Linked DNA regions of Homo sapiens: region 2 is linked to region 1. The links are chromatin loops, found by intact Hi-C in ENCODE. Cell type or tissue: heart right ventricle. All regions are shown on one strand. Links, peaks and the distances in the headings refer to the core of each region. The heading gives the core; the rest is flanking DNA.

Region 1 (2,925 bases), core at 136-2,635:
TACCACTCACGGATAGGTTGGGAGAGGATTTTTTGGTGGCTCGTAAATCATTCACCAATTCGCATTACTGTGGTTCAATGTTGAAGCAATTCCATTTTCAATTCTTTTTTAATCCTTCTGATAAAGCCAAGGAGAAAGTCTCAATTTGGTACTAGTATCTTTAATCTGTCTCTCCCAGTTGTAAGCTCATTATTTAACAAAGAAAGAACATGGTTCCACTCAGAGCCTCTGAGAAACAGCAGGTTCTAGCAGAATTTAATATCATTGGTTAGGTTTTATAACATGCATTATAAAAGTCTTTCTCACCTACAAAGGGTTACATACTGGTTTTCCATTTGAAGAAGTGATACAAAGTTTCCTCTGAAGGTAGATTTATTTATCAAAAGTGAATCATTTTTTAAAATAACAATATGGTAGATGTGGATGGAGATGGTGAAAATAATGAAGACAGAAGTAAAAGTGAATGCATGGGGCTTGGGAAACTAGCTCCGGTGTCCACTAAGATGCCACAACCTTTCTGAGATTCTCAGAATTTGTAAGATTTTCATTCTGGGGAGGAGTTGTGAAAAGAAAAATCAGTCCTTCCCAATCTTGAGTTAGCCCAAGGCCTCTTTAGAACTATTTTCTATTTTAAAAATAATTTGTTGAACAGCTTATATAAAAGCCTTCTTAATGTACTTTTTTAAAAATAAAACTTTTACAATTTGGGATTCATGGGGAATAAAATAAGTAAACTGGGTACATAGAAGTAAAACTAAATGTGGGCCCGGCATGGTGGCTTATACCTGTAATTCCAGCACTTTAGGAGGCCAAGGGGGGAAGATCACTTGAGGTCAGGAGTTGGAGACCAGCTTGGCCAACATGATGAAACCCTGTCTGTACTAAAAATACAAAAATTAGCCGGTTTTGGTGGTACACCCCTGTAATCCCAGCTACTCGGGAAGCTGAGACAGGAGAATCACTGGAACCAAGAGGAAGAGGTTGCAGTGAGCCAAGATTGCGCCACTGCACTCTGGCCAGGGCAAAAGAGCAAGACTCCCATCTCAAAAATAAAAATGGAAAAATAGAACTAAATGTGGGTTAGGGCAAGTGTAACACCACTGCTGGGGAAGAGGAAAGAAGACACATTATTTATCCTGCTCGTGATAAGGAATAGGTGAAACCATCTTCAAACAGAAAAGAGTACCCCATTCAAGCAATGATTATATGCCCAGGTTTAGCCTAGTTTTCAAAACTCCAGGACTCAATTATGATTTCCCTTTATGAAGGGAAATTGTTACAACTCTTTGGATTACCATTTAGAATTGTCAACTATGTTTATAATCCTTTACTAATATTCTGGTTCATCCAGGGTTCAGGAAAAGAAAATAAAAACTGAAGCTCAGGAGAACTGGACAAGAGCTGAAGTGCAGAGAGTGAATCATCAGCATTTTCTCCTGAAGACAGGACAGTGAGGATACCAGGACACAGCCCTCCACTTTGACTTTTTCATTTTGTTTTTCTCTTAGGTTTTCACTGGGGTGTTGGTTATAGAAGCCCCTTCACTTTTCTCTACCTCCTAGTCATCCATAGGGTAGTGAGCACGGAATCTGAGAACGTTCTGTTCTCAAAACATTAGAGGGAAGATTCTCTCTGTTAGTTGTTCCAGCAGCCGGACTTGCATCATCAATCAGTTGAGCAAGTCTGATTTTCTTTCTCAAGGGCAGTAGAACAGCTCCAGCCCTAGAGGGCTTTTAAGGGAAGTTCTTGATGTCTCTTCCCTGCATGTCCATCAGGTGTTAACAGGTCCTTGAGCCTGAAAAATGGCCTCCTACCAGGGCACTGAATGCTCAGTGGAAATTTTCTTCCCCTGACATTGTCGAGGCCTCAGGGACTATGTTGATTTGGGGAAAGATGATGGTTGGCAGAGAGGGACTTAGGGAACAAACCACAGAGCAACAAAACAAAAACATGAAAGACAACACACTAGTTACTTTGTGACTTTAGGTTTGCAGAACAAAGATTAGATAATTCAAGCAAGGCCTGGAAACAAGAGCAGCTAGAGAAGGTTGAGGAGTTTATTCACAGTGGAACTCCGGAGGGGGATATCTGTTGTGGGGGTTGGGGCAGACCAACACAATTTTTGTTACTTTCTTTTTAGACAGAGTGGAAAATTCCAATAACCTGATTGTTAATCATGTAATTGCCAGAATCCACTTAGGTGTATCTTTATTTTTTTAATATCCTTTTCTCATTTCCATATTTTGCTTTGGATATCCAGCAGACAGTGTTTTGCTGCACTTTGCACTGACATCACGCAGAATTTAAAAAAATTAGCTAACTGATTATAAGTGTAAGATATAGATAAATTACCAAACTGTTTTTCAGTATGTTTTGCTTATTAAATTTTAAGTAATGGAAGGAGGTTTTTCACATGTATCAAAATTAAATTAATGGTGTTAAAGTATCTGTAAAATAGATTGAAACTAATGTTTTAATTGCCGATTGTGTTTCTAAATATAGTATCTCTGATAAGGCATGATAACTTTCTTGTAACACACAGTAAGCTGCTTTATGTGGTAGTGCACATCAGGGAAATTTTTAGAGATTAAACGTTTCTTCTTAACACTTTTGTTAGGGACACACCGAACTTATTGTTCATTCTGGGCTTTGAAGAGCTAAGATTTTATTGATAAGCTGACAGAATGAACCCCTGAGTGGTTACATGGGACATCAACTGATTATTTTATTTTTTGATATTTTGTAAGGAAAACATCATAAACTGATATAGTTGGATTTTTGCAGAGTAGTTGAGAATGCTCTGCATCTGTTTGTGGGCCCACTGGGCTTAAAGGTATCTTAGAATAGAAGCTTGATATGAGGAGACTGGAGCATTAAGGTTTTCCTTCTGGATGAAACATTAAAGATTCGAATCTGTGTTTGACC
Region 2 (2,925 bases), core at 316-2,815, 84 kb before region 1:
GGAGCCAGGCTCTTTTTAACAACCAGATTTGTCATGAACTAATAGAGCAAGAACTCAGTCATTACTCTGGGGAGGACACTAGCCATTCGTGAGAGATCAGCCCCCATGATCCAAACACCTTCTATTGGCCCCTCCTCTGACATTGGGGACCAGATTTCAAGAGGGAGATTTGGAGGGGACACATTTCCAAAGTATATCATACATCATCTTCAGTATTCCTATTCCAAGTGAACATTTCATTACTTAACACTTTTTTTTTTCTTTTACAGTATCCATTCCATCTGTGTTTTGATGCTAATTTCAAATTTTGGGGAGAAATAAGTTAGGGTATATAGACTTAAGTAATAAATGTAATTTTTACCTTTGAACAAGGTGAAAGATCTTTCAAAGACTAATTTGTATATATCTTGATCTCTTATCTAGAAAGAAATAAAAGGTTTGTTGGAAATATACAATTTAAAAAGATGTTTCAAGTGAATATAGTGGTTAGCGTTTCTTCCTGATGAATAAGCCTTAAATGAGGAGAAGACCTTGCCATCCAGCAATGGACAAAAAAATCAGCATCATCTTTCACACTGCAAGAAGCATGTAGACTTCAGATGCCAGGAGCTTCTCAGTAAATACCACGCCTCAAATTTGAAACCTGGGAATTATTAAGAGTCAGTATAGATGCACAGAAATATGCCTACAAAGGTACTATGGGAATAACTGATTATATACATAAAAGTCGCCAGGCAAATTCAGAAAACCAAATGAAGCCATTTTGAAAATTTGGATTCTATGGTCTGAAGAGTCATAAATAACAGTCATCATACTCGGGAGTGATATAACAATTTTCTTCCAACTAGATCTGAGTGCTTTACAAAATGGATCTGGTTGCTGGCATTCCTAAGAGGTAGCTGGCAATTCTCATAATCCCCACTTTACAGACTGGAAAAACGGTCCCGTTGATGATAAATAGTTTACCCAAGGTCATCCAGAATGTCAAGATGGAAACTAAAGAGGGATGCACTGGTCACAATTATACAGATGTCATTCTATTATGGTTGCCTTGGTTTGGTGATCTAATAAAGGTTTCTGTGGCATTTTTTCCTGCCTCCCCTCACCATTGACAATTTACCCACATGCATTTGCTTAAAATTCAAATCCAATTTGTAAAATTCATCATCTTATATTCAATTCTGAATGGCATTGAGAGTTGAAGATAATCATCAAGGCCATATAGATTACAATTAAAATGGTTAGTTTTAAACATTAGGCATCTCCAAGCTTCACATTTTGTGTATTGGTTCAGTTTTTTTTTTAAAGTCAGGTTATTTGAGAGAAAACTAAAAAACAATCAAAAGGAAGTTGAATCATTGCAATTTTCCCCCCACTCCATCCCTAATTTAAGGTGTTTTATGTTAGATGAAGGAACTATAAATGCATCCTTGTAGATAACATTCATTGTGTCTTACCTATTATAAATTATTTCTTGGTGAAAAATAAAGCTAAAATGCTATTCAGTTATTTGAAATATAAGTTCCTTTAAAAGTGTATATGTGAGTGATTTGAACATTTACCTAATGACACAGCAATTCTGAGCTAAACCCATTCAAAACTACCTTTTTAGAGTATTTAGCATTTGAATTATGTGACCATTAATTAAGGAAGTTGTTATGAAGACACTGGAAGCAGTCGTTACTGAGTTACCAGATGACCGCATTGGCTGGAATGTGATCAGTCAATTCAGTTAAGCATTGAAATGCTCCCTGATCCCCCGTACACACATACAGTACACTCATGCCTGGGTTGTAACCGTCAGGGTAAAGACTAGGCTGGTGTAACAAAGAGACCCCAGCGTAAAATGGCTTAAATAAAATAGAAGTCTACTTCTCTCGTGAAACAACCAGACCAATGTAGCTTGTCTGGGCAGATCTTTCCGTCTGTGCTCTCCTCCCTTGGGGCTTTGTCTTTATCATATGGTTGAAGCTATGTTGTTGCCGCACTATGGAGATGTCCAAAGCAAGCAATTTTCTTTTGATCAAAAGAGTTAAACATTGTATACATCCCACTCATTGTCACTTAACTGGTAAGATTGTGGTCATAAGGCCCAGCAAACTTTGAGGGCTGCTGGGAAGTGTCTCTACCTAGGTGGCCAGGAGCCTGGGGAGAATTGACAAACAGATTTAAGGGGACAAGTAGAATACAAGTACTTCATTGATTCAGTTGCTCCAATCTAGTAATTTCATTCATTCATTCATACATACAGATGTATGTACATACATACATATATTAATTCTTACTGCAGATGTTTATTGGTGGGTGTGTGCTAGGTGCTGAGATTATAGCACCGTGTAAGAAGGACATGGTCTCTGTCCTCACAGAGTTGATAGTCTAGAGGGGCAGGCATACATGAATGACGATGCTGATGATGGGTGTTAGGAAGGGCAATTGTTGGTTGATTTGAGAAGTGGTCTAAAACAAGGAGTCCAGGGTGTCGGGAATTATGTGTTTTAGCATCGTATGGAAGTTATGTGAGATTAACTTGATTTCCTTATATGCTGTTGTGAATGTTATCAGGCATGTTAATTTTTTGTTAACAGAATTACTGAGATATAATTCACATACAATACAATTCACCCATTTAAGGTGTACTGACTTTTCAATAGTTCTTAATGTGTTCAGAGTTGCAACCATCTAGTTCAGTTTTAGAATATTTCATCGCTTAAGAAAAAACCCTAGTAACTATTAGCACTTACACTGCATTCTGCCCTCCCGCCATCCCCTGATAACAACAAATATACATTCTGTTTGTATAGATTTACTTAGTCTGGACGTTTCATAGAAATGGAATCCCACATCCTTTTGTGACTGGATTCTTTCACTTAGCAAAATGTTTTCAAGGTTCATCTAGGCATTTAAAATTTTTAACTGTCTTAAAAC

Evidence for each region. Hi-C counts contacts between places; a loop is a spot of excess contacts. Peaks named below come from ENCODE experiments on the same cell type or tissue, not always from the same donor. Only the 100,000 strongest peaks of a DNase experiment are listed, where the experiment ranks them.
Region 2: a loop joins it to region 1, with 1.9 times the contacts of the local background. A loop is called at or near these places in 8 of 110 quality-filtered maps.

Annotation. Positions count from the first base shown.
Region 1 is chr3:71,209,344-71,212,268 of GRCh38, reverse strand. All of the region lies in intron 5 of FOXP1 (forkhead box P1), which reads left to right. Among named protein-coding and RNA genes, the nearest start is that of FOXP1-AS1, 79 kb to the left of the region's middle. RefSeq lists an enhancer at 1,553-2,098. In heart right ventricle, for the core only: no CTCF peak of the experiment used is centred there; a DNase peak (open chromatin) is centred at 1,693; H3K27ac peaks cover 1,110 bases.
Region 2 is chr3:71,293,944-71,296,868 of GRCh38, reverse strand. All of the region lies in intron 5 of FOXP1 (forkhead box P1), which reads left to right. FOXP1-AS1 (FOXP1 antisense RNA 1) reads right to left here. Exons shown (of 5, transcript NR_126463.1): 3 at 362-419. Among named protein-coding and RNA genes, the nearest start is that of FOXP1-AS1, 5.6 kb to the right of the region's middle. In heart right ventricle, for the core only: no CTCF peak of the experiment used is centred there; no DNase peak of the experiment used is centred there.